Linked DNA regions of Homo sapiens: region 1 is linked to region 2. A link is a loop called in an ENCODE intact Hi-C map of the cell type or tissue named here. Cell type or tissue: natural killer cell. All regions are shown on one strand.

The links. Hi-C counts contacts between places; a loop is a spot of excess contacts. Peaks named below come from ENCODE experiments on the same cell type or tissue, not always from the same donor. Only the 100,000 strongest peaks of a DNase experiment are listed, where the experiment ranks them.
Region 1: a loop joins it to region 2, with 2.1 times the contacts of the local background. A loop is called at or near these places in 5 of 110 quality-filtered maps.

What each region holds. Positions count from the first base shown.
Region 1 is chr15:38,527,049-38,535,048 of GRCh38, reverse strand. All of the region lies in intron 2 of RASGRP1 (RAS guanyl releasing protein 1), which reads left to right. Among named protein-coding and RNA genes, the nearest start is that of RASGRP1, 34 kb to the left of the region's middle. RefSeq lists an enhancer at 4,637-4,696. In natural killer cell, no CTCF peak of the experiment used is centred here; DNase peaks (open chromatin) are centred at 1,450 and 4,751.
Region 2 is chr15:38,470,384-38,478,383 of GRCh38, reverse strand. FAM98B (family with sequence similarity 98 member B) reads right to left here. Exons shown (of 8, transcript NM_173611.4): 4 at 7,979-8,000; 5 at 4,799-4,879; 6 at 4,086-4,202. Among named protein-coding and RNA genes, the nearest start is that of FAM98B, 20 kb to the right of the region's middle. In natural killer cell, CTCF peaks have their summits at 3,884 and 4,086 (motif pointing left); a DNase peak (open chromatin) is centred at 4,033.

The sequences.
Region 1 (8,000 bases), 57 kb before region 2:
AAAAACGTAACATATCATTATCAGGTGTTCTCACCCAGAGAGAATAGTGTGGTTCTTCAGCCACTCGCTTGCTTCAGGGATGGTTTGTGTGGGCATGTGCTCATTTTGTACAGGTCTGTTCCTGTGTACCTAGATGCTGTGCAACTTGAAAGGCCTGCTCCTCCTTCCTGCTCTACTACTCTGGCCCCAGCAGGACAGTGAATATCAATAGAACAGAGGCAGGAAGCATGGGTTCTTTTCCTTCAAGTCTTTTCCACGTTGGCTTCTCTGCAACAGGAGTTGAGGGAGGCTTGGTTAGAACAAATCACCTTTGTCTGGGGGTGGGTTAACCAGATTTTTCCCTCTTCTGTGTCTGTGGCCTTGGTTGTGGCACCAGCTGTCATCACTGCCCCAGCAGTTGGGTGGGAGAGAAGAGATGAGCCTGGCCAGCCCCTCTCCTGCTTTAGTAAGACTCCGCTTAAAGGCCTGTTGTAAAAGTTTGAAATTGCAGGTCAGGGTTAATTTAAAGCTTGTGTATTGTCCATGTTATGGTGTCCCCCAGCCATTACAAGTAAATAATTAAAAGCCAATTGTAACCAAGATATTCAGAGCTCCATAAATTCCTGGACACCATAATATGACAAGAAATAGACACTAGTCTAACTATATGGCAGGCTGTCCTATGTGGGCCAGGGTATGACATACCAGGTTATCCCAGAAAGAAGAACAGGACAAGCTTTACAAGGAACTGAGCTTCCCTTCTCCCAAATTCTCACCTTATATTAACATTTTTGTTCTTGGTTTAGAGCACCAACCACTTCAAGAAACTGCTGTTGCAATGTGGATTTCTCTGAGAGGATTCACCCTTGAAGTCCTTGTCTCCTGCAGAGGAATTTGTTGATCTGGATTAACTGTCCAGTCATTGGGCAAGGCCCAGAGGGCATGAGATTAGGAGTGAGATGAGGAGTGGAATGGGTTCAGGAACACCTGGGGAGCAAGGAAACCAGACAGGAAGGAATACAAAAGGAAGCCCAGCAAGCACCAGCCCTCTTGAGGAGGCTTGCAGCTGCTGTGGGTGCATGCTGGAGGTGGCCCACACCTGTCCTGAGAGCTGACTGCAAGCATCTCTTCCTAGGTGCATGTTCAGTGACTTCATGTTGGTAGCTTGAAACTGGCCATAGTGGAAGTATTTACACCATGCAAATACGTGAACACTACAAACCAGGGTTCCTCTCACTTCTCTCCCAGGAGAGCTTTACATTAAACTCTTGCAAGCATCCTGCTGGTGGCAACCATAATGGATTCTCACTTTCCCTGAAAAGCAGGACTTAATCCTTAGCAGATCACTTGCTTTCTCCCGATTGTTCTCCTCCCCTGAGTCTTGAGGGGCTGGGGACTAACAGAGACCAAAGTGGCCTTGGTGATATGTATGAAGTGGCTCAGGTCATAGACGGTATACAAGTTCAAAGTTTGTATCACCACATTGTTTCTTCACATGCACTTCCTGCCTAAGTTGCTGCCGTCCGCTCTAAAAAACTAAACAAACAACGACCAGAAAACAAACTCTACTGATCTTATTTTCAGCTTGCCAATTTTTATACAGTCTCCAAACAGGATTTAATGAATGTAATAATCTTGCTGACAAATAGGTTTTACTTCTTTGGAATATTTATCACATAGTTATTTATTTAGAATTCTGTGTGTATACCTACCAGGTTCAACCTAGACCCAGCCTAACCATGTTTCTGGAGATACTGACCTCCATTATCAACCTCAGCCTTACCACAGGCTCTGCTCTAACCTTGCCCCTAGGTTTTCTGATCCTAGCTTTCCCATTACCACCCTCTGGCCTCTGGTTGTGGCACACCTGTTATTTCATGTTAGGCCCTCAATGCTGACAGCTTGCCTATCCTTCATATGCTGATCTGTCTCTGGTACACTCAAAATACCTTCACACATCAAGAGATTTCCTTGGAAACCAAAACAAAGGAGAAGAAGTGACTGTTCCGGAGTTGCTGCCTGGTGCTGGACGTTTGTTTTCATGTTTCATGTTCATCTTGCAGCAAGGCATTTCCATCTCATCCCCCAGACAAGCCTTCACTGTAGGAAAGCTGGCCCCCACCTCTTATCAGCAAGGAGCAGGGTCTGCATCACCACCCTTTGCCAGTTTTCTCTCACGAGACTCTGATCATCAGGGAGCAGGTCTTCTCTCTCAGAGGCAAGGAGCTTATTTCAGGCAATAACAGCAGTTTTCATATGGTTCTTCAGATCTCCTTTAGTACCTAGGACAGTGCTTTCCATAGGGTAGATTCATTATCAATGTTGGTTAGTGGTGTCAAAAATTATTTCTACTTGAAGTAGAATGAACAGTTGCTATATAGAATAGTTAGGAAGCCATATCCTGTCATTGGAGGGGTCCAAGTAGAGGCCAGACAACCACTTACCTGTGATGGTTTTAGGAGGGAATAATGCATTTGGATAGAAAGAAGAGGTAGAAGATGGCTAGCCTTTTCCACCCTGATTGTGATCTCATAAACTATGGGATGCCAGCACTGAGTCTAACGGTGGAAAATAGGCTGTTGGCCCAGAGACAGATGACTCTCCAGAATCCGCTTAGTTTTTCTGTTTTCTTGAGCAAGTGGTCTGCAGGTTGAGTGAGTCTTTAATTAATATGCTTCTCTAGCAGCTTACATTACTCCCCTAGTCAAATGGCAGAGTATGTAAGATCAACATTGTGTACCCCACTGAGGCTTCAACCCTTTAAAGAAGTCTTTTCCTGTAAGTGTAAGGAGAAGCAGATGGTAATGAAAAAATACGCACATTTTATTATGCGTTGCACATTTTACTTATTAGAATTTTTAGTATGACACCCTGCATTTTAAAAAGCCTAAAGATGAAAACAAAATGGAATTATTCTTTGAAATATTTAAATCAGCTTGCAGCAATTATCTCAAAATATGAAAATAAAATCTAGCAGCCTGGAAGGTAGATCTTCCTTGACCACCCACTTTGAAAATCTCGTCTTTCAAAGGGAGGCTCTTCCTCTCAAAAAGGAAGAAGAGCATGCTGTACAGAATGAGGGCAGGAAGGGACGTATCCCCGATGAGGTTGTTCAAAAAGGAAGAAGAGCATGCTGTACGGAATGAGGGCAGGAAGGGACATATCCCTGATGAGGTTGTATAGAGCTGGAGCTTATGTGTGGGAGAGCTGGTGGTGGGAATGAGGGCAAGTGACTACACTGAACCATTCTCTCGTTGAAAAGTAGAACCAGGACTGGAGAGGAGTTACCTCGGAGTTCTGGACTGGGTGTAGAGAGAGAGTGTTTCTGTCTGCTCTTTCCCTAACCACATCTCTGCCTCCCTTGGCTGAGTGAGTCATCCTCTGCCAGCCTTACCATTTGCCAGCACTCACTCCCACAGAGACCATGTGAGGATTAACAAGCCGTACTTTGGGAACGTCACTGAAACTGTGGAAAAGCAGTGCAAGGTAAAGGTGAAGTGTGAATATGATTGTGAATCTTAAGCACAGAACCCTGAGTTCTTAAAGGCAATTTTTAAGATTAGTATCCATCAACCAAAGTTCACAAGAGTTTTTCAGAAATCACCAGAGTACAAAAGCTATTTCACGAAATGTGCAGTGGCTGTGACCTTAGTGAGATTTCTTAGACTTGTAGCCATAAGGACTGGAAGAGTTCGTAAAGCTCAGCTCCCACTTTATTCTTGAATTCCTTATCCTGACGAATGGTGATTCAGCATGCAGCCAGGTATAGTGGAAAGAGAAGGGGCTCTGGAATCAGACAGACCTTGGGCCAGGTCCCAGCTCCTCCACCCATTGTCCCTTTGACCTAGAACAAATTACCTAATCTCTCTATGCTTTGATTTCCTCAGCTGTGAGTTGTGAACAATGCTTGTTGTTGAGAGTTAGAACATGGTTAAAGTGTTTAGCACAGCTCCTGGTATTTAGTAGGGCTTCAATAAATGATAGCTGCTATGCTAATTACAATAATGCTTATTAAGTGTTGCTCTTCAGGCTCTTTTTTAATATCTCTGTGATGGCAATGCTTCCATCATTAGACAGTGCTGATGGCTAGAATTTTCTGCCACATGTTGTGCCCAATCCTATTTCCTATAATTTCTATCCATCTACTCTGGTGCTGCCTTTTGTGGCCCCATAGAACAAGTCTAAACCAACTCCCACAAAGAACACTTCAGATATTTGAAGACAATTTTAATCTCTTCCCCAAGTTTTCTTCATGGTAAACCCTTTAGTTCCTGGAATCCTTCCATAGGTGACTTAGTTTTGATCTCACCCAGGACACGTCTAAGTCCCTTTTCCTCACATATGAGTATCTATGGGAAGATGCTAACCAGCCATAAAGGAAAGTTGAGATGGCAAGTTTTAGATGCCATCCATACTGAATAAGCTGGCTTTTGTCCATGGTTCTTGTGAACATTCTAATGCATACCCTACAAGTATATGTCACAGTTCCTTCTTTTCACTGTAGTTTCACCAGAGTGTTCAGGAATATGAACACTGCTACCTGTGAGGAAGGGTACACTGTAAAGACTGTATTGTCAAATGCTGCATTGAAAAGCCACCCCTTGTAATTGTGGTAGGTTTGATTGCATTATTGCCCCCTGACTTTTTACCTTCTCTATGTCAGTGCTATGTTCCATGTGACTTTGCAGTTCCTGCCCTTTGACTTTATATTCAGTAGTGTGACTTGCTTTGGCCAACAGAATGAGTCAGAAGAAACAGCACGCCAGCTCCAAACCTAGGCTTCAGAGGCCCTGGGTATTTCCAGTTACTCTTCAGTGTTCTGCCATCATCATGAGATAACCTACCCCCACTAGCCTACTGGCCCAAGGAAGCAGGGAGGCATGTAGGCTAGGGCCCCCAGCAGCACCCAGCCTGCACTAGCTGATTGTAACCAACTCACAGAAACTTGAGCAAAAGTAAGTGATTACTGTTTTAAGGCACTGAGTTTTGGGGTGGTTGGTTATGCAGAATTTTTGTGGCAAGAAATAATTATTATGGAAATTATGTGGGGCCAGAAAACATAAAGTAATACTAACCCTACCTGGACAGAGTACAAGTTTAGAAGAATTAATGAAAGATTTACAAAACTATAACCAAGCTAGATGAACACTTTTTAAAAATGATTTACCAAATTGTAACTTTGAATTTCTTTTGCAAACTGTGACCAGGAAGAAGATAAATGTGTATATTACATTTCACGAATGAAATAGGTAATGACGAAAGCAAACTCAATTTCTAAATATCTGTGAAAAGTTAACGTGTTTCCTATTCGATATAGTTCACTCATTTACTCAAGAAATGTTGAATGAATCATGTGTCAGTACCATTCTAGGCCCTGGAAATATAGTTGTGGAAAAAGTGGACAAGGCCCAGGTCTCATGAAACTTGTATTCTACTGGAGATTTAGAAAATAAAAAATTAAATAAATAAAGCAGATAACTTCAGATAATGGTAAGTACCATGAGAAAACTCAGGCAGGGTAAGGAATACCTTAGGTAGTTTAGAAAAGACTTCTCTGAGGATGTGACATTGAAACTAAGACCAAAATGACATCAGTAATTCAAGGGAAGAAAGACTACATTGAAGAAAATAGCAAATGCAAAGGCCCTGAGGTAGGAATAAGCTGGGAGTGTTTGAGGTACAATTAGAGGTGTGGAGAGGAGCAATGTGGTATGAAATGAAGTGGATGATATTTAAAGAGGCCAGGACATGTAGTGCTTTTTTGGCCACAGTAAGGAGTCCGTTTTATTCCAAGTGGAATGGAATCCACTGAAGTGTACTAAGTGCATGACTTGATTTATAGGTTTTAGGAGTTTGTCCTGACTTCTGTATAGGGAATAGATTGTAGGTGGACAAGAGTGGAAGCAAGGAGGTCGATTAAGTCATTGCATCATGGTGGCTACAACTAGGGTGAGGCCAAGGATGGAGAGAAATGAACAGGTTTGAGATATATATTGGAGGTAGAATCAAGACTTCCTGATGGATTGGATGTGAAGGAACATGAGAAATAAAGGATAATGGCTAGGTTTTTAGTTGGGGTAACTGAGAGGATGGTTGGTGGTGCCATTTCTGGAGATGAGGCAGATGCGAGGAACAATGAACTCAGGGGAGGGAGAGATCAGGAGTTTTGTTTGAATGAGTTAAGTCTGAACTTAGACGTTGAATTGGATTTGCCAGGTAGGCTGCTGGACATACTAATTGGGTAGCGAAGGCTGAAGATACCAGTTGGGCAGTCATCAGCATATAGATGGTATTTTAGCCAAGAGACTAAATGAGTTCATCTAGAAAATAGTAGTGAAAGTGTTTTATTTTTAATTTAAAATTTAAGAAGTTTTAAATTTTAAAAACTGTCAAAAAATAAATAAAAGAAAAAGCGGGAGGACTCAACCACAGAGCATGCTGACATTTAAAAGCTTAGCAGAAAAAGAGGAGACAGAAGAAGAGCCTGAGAGAGAGGCTGAGAGAGTGTGATGCTATGGAAGCCAAGAGAAGAAAGTGTTCCAGGAAAGAGAGTCATCAACTTGGGTTGTGTTGGGTTGAATGCTACTGAGTCATAAAGTAAGATAAGGATCAAGGAGTAACTGCTGGATTTGGCAGTGTGGAGCTGATTGGTAACTTTGAAAAATAAAAGATTTAGTGGAATAATGGACACAGAAGTCAAATGGAATGATTGAAAAGTAAATGGGAGAAAAGAAACTGATAACAGTGAGGTTTTGCTAAAAATGGGAATAGAGAAATAAGTAGCTAGAGAGGATGAGAGTTTAAGGTTTTGTTTTATTTGGTTTTGAATTGGAGATGCAGAGGCATATTTCAATGACAATGGAAATAAACCCACAGAGAGAAAAGTTGATATTGTGGGAGAGAAAATGGACAAATGCAGGATCAACGTCCTTGAGAAAGGGGGAGACCCAGAGCACAGTGAAGTGTTGGCCTTCCATGCTAACAGGAGAGGGCAGGGGATAAGGGCAACAGAGTACCAGTGAAATGGTGGATTTGGGGATGGGAAGATGAAAGACACTGTCAGTTTACATATACATATATATATACATTTTAATATATACACTTTAATTATTGAGATGGGCTCATGCTCTGTCACCCAGACAGAGTGCAGTGATGTTATCATAGCTCACTGCAGCCTCAAACTCCTGACCTCAAGCGATCCTCCCACCTTGACCTCCCAAAGCACTGGGATTACAAGCATGAGCCACTGTGCCCAGCCACTTATATTTTCTCAATGAGATATGACTTTAGATCGTCGTTTGAGGAGCCAAGACTTCTGAATCCTGAGCCCAAAAGCACTGTGTCCTTCATTTACCATTTGGTACATTTGAAGCAGAGTGAACATGATAACCCCTTTAATATAAAGAGCAATACAGATGACAAAACAATTCATGTATATTCTTTCATTTGATACTCTTGCCTTGAATAATTGAAGTTCCCAGTCTGGAACAGAATTCAGTTCGTATAAATGAAGACATTGTAATGAAGGGACTATTTACAGAGATGAGAGTGGAATTAAGAGATGTATCCAGAAACTATCAACACTCAGGAGTCATTACCACCCTTGGGGCCAGGGGGCCAAAGGAGATTAATAGTATTAGATCCAACGAGAGCTGGTGCCATGAAGGGAGGACCAACCAGCATGATCATTCATTGAAAAGATATGTAGTCACTGTCAGGGGAGTGGTGTCAATGCAGAGAGGGAATGAAAAACAAATATCCTGACTTCCCTCCACTCCCAGTCTCTTGCTGGTGCTTCCCAATGGCTAAACCCAACTGGAAGCCAGCTGGCAAGTGAGTGGGCTGATATTTTTCATGGTGAAAGAATAGATCTGGCAGAGAATAACCAGCAGAGCTCCTAACACTTCATGCCATAAATGTTGAAAAGATTTTGAAAACCACTCCAAGGGGAATCTTTTTACCCAATGCCAGTGTATAAATGCATCTTATTATTTTGTGCCAGCTGGGATTTAGAAAACCTA
Region 2 (8,000 bases):
ATGAAAGGCCAAAACTGATCCATGCATAGTCTAAGGAAAATATATTTTTAAAAACCTTCCCAAATAAGAAAAAAACAAAAACACAAACTCCTTGTCCTAAAACATGAAGAAAAAAGACCAACATGAGAAGATAAAATATCAAGATATTTCCTAAAGGAATATTTGCTCAAAGCTCCCATTTAAGTCCAGTTCAGGGGTCAAACATGCCCATGAATCTATGTCACTGAATGTTGAAAGAATATATCAAAACTCACTTATTTTGGATTTCTCTGTAATCTTAATGCCAACATTGAAAATATCAAAGTACGTTAAGACAATTTTAATGCAAATACCCTTCACAATTTGCCTAATATTCCTACGTTCCTTTTTCTCATTAAAATTCTGTTAGGTTAAACTGGAGACCCAACATAGATAAAACCTCTATTTAAGTTTCCAGAGCTCAGTAATGCTGGTGCTTCCCACACATCTGAACTCTATTCCATTTCTTGAGGTAAGCAATCATGTCATCTGCTTCGTTGGTAACTTACAGCTCTTAACAGCACTCGAGCTTCTTGCACAAAGCAGTTACTCCAATGAAATACACAGACATCCCTGGAGTTTATCCTGGCACACATGCAGAAGTGAATCAGGCTTTAACCACCCAAGAAGCTGATTAGATATTACACACACAAATCTTCTATACCTAATCATACGGAGTACTGAGATATTCATCCTGAACCAGGTACATAGTACCTGACATATACAAAGTGCTGAATGTTTATTAAAGAAAATGCATGAATGATGGTCTTCAATCCCTGTTCTAATCACTCTTCACTTTTCTGTATCTGTCAGGTGTTTGGAAAGGGACTCTATGTAAAACACACGAGGGAGGATTTCTAGGTAAATGAATCATACTGAAGACACTAAATTATAAAAGGTACATATATCCTATGACAAGAAGAATGAAAGAGAGACAGATAAAAAGGGAACCAACATTTCAAAACACTCAAAGTCTATTTGTAAAATAGGCCATCCCTCCAACCCCTGGTGACATGCTGCTACTCCTTTCCTGGACAAAGAAAAACACAGTATATAGGAAAAAAAAATGAGGTTTATCTTCCTGAGAAAATGAGCAGCTACAAAGACTACACGTTGGCATTAAGAATTGCCACAGCACATCGGCCAGCTCCAAAACCTGACATTAACCATCCCTAATAACGACTGTAGTTCCCAATAGGCTTTATAGTGCTTTACTCTTTTCTTTTTGTTTTAAGAGACTGTGACTCGCTATGTTGATCACGCTGGTTTTGAACTCCTGGCCTCAAGTAATCCTCCCAGCTCAACCTCCCAAAGTGTTGAGATTATAGGTGTGAGCACAGCACCTGCCCCCCAACCCCAACTGCCTTTATCATTAGAGACAGAGTCTTGCTCTGTCGCCCAAGCTGTAGTGCAGTGGCATGATTATAGCTCACTGCAGCCTCAAACTCCTGGGCTCAAGCAATCCACCCGCCCCAGCCTCCTGAGTAGCTGGGACTATAGGCACACAATACCATGGCCAGCCAGTGCTTTACTCTTAAATATGGACAACCAAAAACTACCATGCAGCTGAGGAAGCCACCGACATGGGAGAGACCAAGAAAAACAAATAAACAAAAAATTATGCTAGAGGAAACAGATAATTGAAAGCAAAAAAAAAAAAAAGCAAAGTTTCTATCTTTAATCAAGATGATAGCATACCAAAATATATTTTTAAAAAATCAAGAATCAAAAAGAATTTATGGAAATTTAAAAAATAATTGCAGAAACAAAAATTCAACACCAAGTATAAAATAGTTAAAAACATTTCTGAGAAACTGAATTAAAAAAGGAGAGAGAAAATGAGGGGAAAAAATAAAACAACTTAAGCGAGTCTATCTAGAATGTTTAATATCTGACTAAAGCATTTCAGAAAGAGAATACAGAAAAAAGGGAAAAAGTAATAAAGGAAAATATAAAAGCTAAAACAGTCTACATATTGAAAGGTCCATCTAGTAGGGCACAATGAATGAAAAAAAATTCAGACCAACACATATTGTGCAATTTCAGAACTCCAAGGATAAAGAGCCCAAAAGCTTACAGAGAAACATAACAGGTCACACAAAAACACAGAGAATGGAGTCAGTTTTCTTAATGGCAGCACTAAATACTTGAAAACAATGAAGCAATGCCTTCAATATTCTTAGAGAAATACATTTTCAACCTAGAATTTTATATTCAAATGTGAAAGCAGACTAAACATTTTCAAAATGCAAAGAGATTGACAAAAATCACCTCCTATGCACTCCTTGTTTGGAAATTACTTGTGGATTTCCTACAGCAGAACAAGGGGTAAATAAAGAGTGAGCCATGGGATCTAGAAGGTAGTAGAGCAGCCAAGGATAGCCATGCAAACAGCAAAACTGCAGTAAGTGGATGCAAGTTTCTGAGAGAAAAAGTATACAGAAAATGGAGAACTCATTAGAAGACCTAATTTTTTAAAGTATAGTTTTTTAAAAAAAAGCATTTTATCATATTGCAGAAATACAATGCAAGAAAAAATAAAATTCATTTAGAAGCCCCTTTGTAAGTTGACTAGCCCTCCAAAGAGGTCCACATCCTATTTCCTAGAACCTGTGAATGCTACCTTACAGATGCAGGTATGATTAAGTTAAACATCTTGAGATGGAGAGGTTATTCTGTATTATCTGTGTGGGCCTAATATAATCACAAGGGTTCTCATAAGGGAGAGACAGGAGTGTCAGAGACAGAAGGCGATGTGACAATGGAAGCAGAGAGAGAGAGAAAGGCTGGAAGATTCTACCGGGCTACTGGCTCTGAAGAGAGGAGATGAAGCCAACAGCTAAACTATGCAGGTGGCATTTAGAAGCTAGGAAATGCAAGGAAACAGATTCTCCCCTAAAGGATCCAGGAAGAATGCAACCCTGCCAATACCTTCACTTTAGGACTGCTAATCTCCAAATTTTAAGAGAATAAATCTGTATTACTTAAGCTACTAAATTTGTGGTAAACTTTCACAGCAGCCATAGGAAACTAATATATCACATGGAAAGAGATGTCATGTGAAAGACAAGAAGGTAACAGAAGCACCACACTTATGAGAAGCTAATGCCTGATGATCTGAGGTGGAACAGTTTCATGCCAAAACCATCGCCCTGCCCCCCAACCCTCCATGGAAAAACTGTTTTCCATGAAACCAGTCCCTGGTGCCAAAAAGGTTGGGAACTGCTGGCATAAGTGACCCCAACTGATCCAGCATGGGGCAGAAGAACTGCCCAGTTAATTCAAAAAATGTAAAAATAATAATACCTGAAATTCCACTTTCAGTCAAGATACAGTAATCGGCACCAGATTAACTCTCCCACCTGAAACAACTAAAAAACTGGATAACCCATGTGATGTGAACCAATGATGGTCAGACACTGGACATCAAGGAACACAGGACAATGATCCCTAAATGAGGAGAAGCCCTATAATTATCTCAGCTTACTGCCTGGAGAGTTTCCAGGCAATGATGCAGGGTAGGGAGAGCGGGGGTGAGGAGTGATCCCAGACTAAGCATGGGTACAGATTAAAGGCATAAAATGGGAATGATGGGAGACAGCTCTTTAGAAAGCTATCTGAAGAGATTCAAATTTGGAAATGCCCTCACCTCCCAACCCCCTCTTCAACTGAAACACATTCTATATTCATCCAGCCTTAAGATACTTTTAAGGCCTGTTGGCATCAGTACTACCTGCAACTATTCTTATATCCTGCTTTCTTCTTACACTGCTCACTGTATCTATCTCATTATCTCATATGATGCCCCTTCTTTTATGCATATCCTGGCATAAATCACAATATCTATGAGTTTAAAATAAATGTCAAAAATGTGGGGAGAAATTAAGTTATATGCAACAGGGATTTATACAAGACCAGGATCATCTTGTAAGACCAGTAGTTGGCCTGGGCATGTAGTTGAGATGGTGATGAAGTACAAATGTGGCATGGTTACATAACAGACAAGCAAGCCAGAAGAGCTGTTATAGGCTACCACCTACAGGACACATATGGGAAAACAGCCTTACCTTTGCTCTATCAGACCATCCAAAGGACTGTACAGTCACATCTAATCGTTTCATTAACATTCGTCGGCGGCACTCATATTCACAGGAAAGAGCATCATTGATTCTTTCCAGTTGTTCCTAAAAAATTTGGAAACAAAAATAATAAACTTTAGATTCTTTCATTCTGCAAAGAAAAGAAATCTGAAAATTGTGCTAAGTACTTCCTACTGAGTCAAAAGATGTACTTACTGACCATTTTCTGTTCCCATGAGACTTTATGGTAAATTATTTAAATACTAAAGCATAATTGAAAGAACATTTATGATATCCAGAAGACATTAAACATACAAATTAAACTCCACCCGTTGGTAGAGTATACTTTATCTATAATCAAATTTGTTAATTTAAGTAAAACATTTACCTGCTAAGCAGTCTGGACCAACAAGGAAAGAAAATACCAATAACTCATCTTGCTGGCTTTGAGCCTCTGTTCTTTTCAAATCACAACTGTGCTAGCACATTGAGCACTATCAATATCCTCAGCCAGGTATTTTTAAAAATTAATAATTTAACTAAAGAAATGTTAGGACATATTACTCCAGAATATCAATCAATTTTAATTCTACAAAATAATATATGCATGCTACATATTGCAAAATAGATGTTCATTTATAAAATTAAGTCATATTCACTAATGTAATTACATAAAACTAATAACAAAAAGGGGGATTTACCGCCTGTTCTGAATTTAAATCCATTTTCAGCAGTGGTTTTCCCACATGATTTTTCTGGACCTTTGAGAGAATATCTTTCACCTAAAAGTAAATATAAAAGATTGTGAAAAATGTATATTCCTAATTTAAAACAATCTTATGCTTGTTTAAAGTATCGCTCTGAACACTACAGAATAAAATATTAAAGTGACATAATTAAAATATACCATCATATACCAGAATACCACTACAATACAGAGTATCTTTTTCAAAAAAGCACATTATATTCATTCAAGCTATAGAGCACATTCTTTCCCAGCGTAAGAACGAACATACACAGACAGCTAAAGAAGTACCTAGGTTCTACTATGAGAATCTGTGTCTTAGTGAAATAACTTTGGAGTTCCTACTTAAGATAGCACTTTCTTACTTTCTAGTAAATTTTCAAAAGGGATACTAAAACCTTTAACCAGCACATTGATTTTTCTCAAATAAATGCTATGTACACATTCCAGTTGTAAGTACTCTTGTTTCATTGTTCAGCAAGACAACATAAGGGAGCAAGCCATCTCTCTCAATTACAGTCATCACATACATATTTTCATTACTTTTGCAAAGCCCCTAATTTAAATTACTTGAAACATTTTTATTTTGATAAACAAGATATTAGGCATTTACTTTTCCTTTAGCAATATCAGGGTCATTCAATAATTTATCCTCCTAACTAAAGGATTAATTTACCTTCCTGACTGGAGAATCCATCATTAGCTAAATAAAATATTTACAAAACCAAATGAAATACAGTTTTTTTTACAAGGTAACCAAAGGAAACAACCAAGGGCAGTTCAGATTTTAAGGAGCATGAAGCTTATTTAATGTTGGGGGCACTCTTTAAGGAAAGAATTCAAAATTAGCTTGGAAGCTGGGGTTGTAATGTGGAGTAACTGTAAATGGGCACAGTTGAGGTTTCTTCTGAGGGTGATGGAAAAGCTCTAAATTCAAGAGTTTGGTGATGGTTGTTTAACTCTGTAAATATACTAAAATTCACTGAACTATATATATATACTTAAAATGGGCAAACTTTATGGCATGATTACATTTCATAAATGGTGTTTTAAAAAAATTAGCTTAGAAAGAACCTGTGCAAATAAGAGACCCCAAAACTTCAGCTTTAGTAGCTTCACAGCAAATCTACATCTACAATGATACAATTTCTCTACTGATACAATTTGTACATATTTTAAAGAAATTATTAATTTATTTTCTTAAAATGGACCATTTCTGTAGATTCTCCAACTGTTGTAAATATATCCAATTTTAGGTTTTTTCATACATTATAAAAAGTATGAGTTGTAACTCCTCACTCCAGAGGAATTCTCAATGTATACTTGTAGTTTGTTACGTGTAATCACATTCAGCTCCATTCCTAGGATTCCAACATTACGTAATAGTTTTAATAAATCTGAAAATCACTTGTTATAGAGTAAGTTAAGGGCACAGGCTCTGGAGGTTGACTACCTGGGTTTAAACCTCAGGTCTACCACCATTTAGAAATTTGCTTGTTTAACTTATTAGATCTTTCAGTACCTCAGTTTCCTCACATGGTTGTCTAGGTAATACAACACAGGGGTGATGTATTACCCATAACCACGGGTGATGCGAGAACTGAGTTATTACATGTAAACATTTATAACCACCTCACATGGGTGATGTGAGAATTAAGTGAGTTATTACATGTAAACATTTAGAACAGTGAATGCTATATATTTGCTATTATACCATCACTATGTATCTGTTATAATTATACCACTATAAATACACATTTGAACAACTTGAAGTTAGAAAATAATACTTTCCTTCCCCAATGGTAACAAAGTGTCTTCTGGACACATCACATGCAGAAGAAAGAAAACATGAAAATGTTTACTTTTGGTTAAAAACTGAATAGAGTAGGAAGACCTTTTAAGTAAATATTTAGCCAAGATGGCCATAGTAACAACTACCTTATAATTAGTATGCCAGTATTTGAACCGAGGCATTACAGACTACTTCAAGTAGGGCAAAGAGGTAATTGAGAATGTTAATACTAAATAAAAACCATAAAATGGAATAGCCTCTTTGAATTATAATGAGCTCAGAAATCTGTCTCAATCTGAAATAGTCCCAGAAAATTTAGCCAACCCCAGATCAGTCTTCATCCAGAGGAAAACAGAAAAAAATTCTGAAGAGTAACTTGTTAACTCTATAAGAATGTTTTTGAGCTGATTTTCACAGACTTACTCTCTGGTTTGCAAGTTCTACCAAAAAAAATTTTTTTAATATTCTGTTTTTATCTTAATGATACTATAATTCTCTTACATTAAGACAAACCTTATTTTTCAGTTCATAAATTATCAACGCAAAAGAGATCTTTACTGAACAAGGATTTAATTTAAGGCACTGTGTCTAAAAATGGAGTTATGTACTTATTCTTGAAGATTAGGCAAGAATTTTATTTTCCTTTAAAATGAATCCTGTATTCTTCCCCTAGAGGACTGCATATTTAACAAATGAAACCCAGGAACTAGGCCAGAATTTGGTCTGTGAGAGTAGCATCCTCTCTAATATATGGCTTGACAGGGAACAAGAGTTGCTTAGTAACTGAAAAAAAAAAAAATGCCAAAGTACATAAGGTACATAGTTTGTAGTTGTTTTTAACTACCCCCATCAGGGTACTAATTAATACATTCTTCCATTCATTATATAATGCACTTACTCTTACTAAACATTTATCCACCAAAAACTGCATGCTCACTGCCAAAGAAACCACTCTGCAATTCTATTAACATCCATTTTTTAAAAAGTTTAGTTTCCTTTCACTTTGTAGGATAACTCTACTTCTACTTCTTTCTTTCTTTCTTATACTACATTAAAACCCTGGTTAAGAAAGTGATCCTTAAATTTGCTAAGTGATTTCTATCATGGTAAACTCTGGCAAAGCTGAAGGCCAGTAACTCATTAAGATTTGATTCCTGAATATCAGCTACTGACAGATTAGGTCACATGCCTGTTAAGTCTGAATCCAAAACTGGGTTTATATGAAGATAAACTCTTGAAATAAAATGTATACCTCATAATTATAGGGAATAGTTTCATTTTTAATATAGCACTTACATGTTACCATTCAGTTGAATTTTGGGGAAAATAAAACAAAGATAATACCTTTGATTCCACTTGGTTTAGC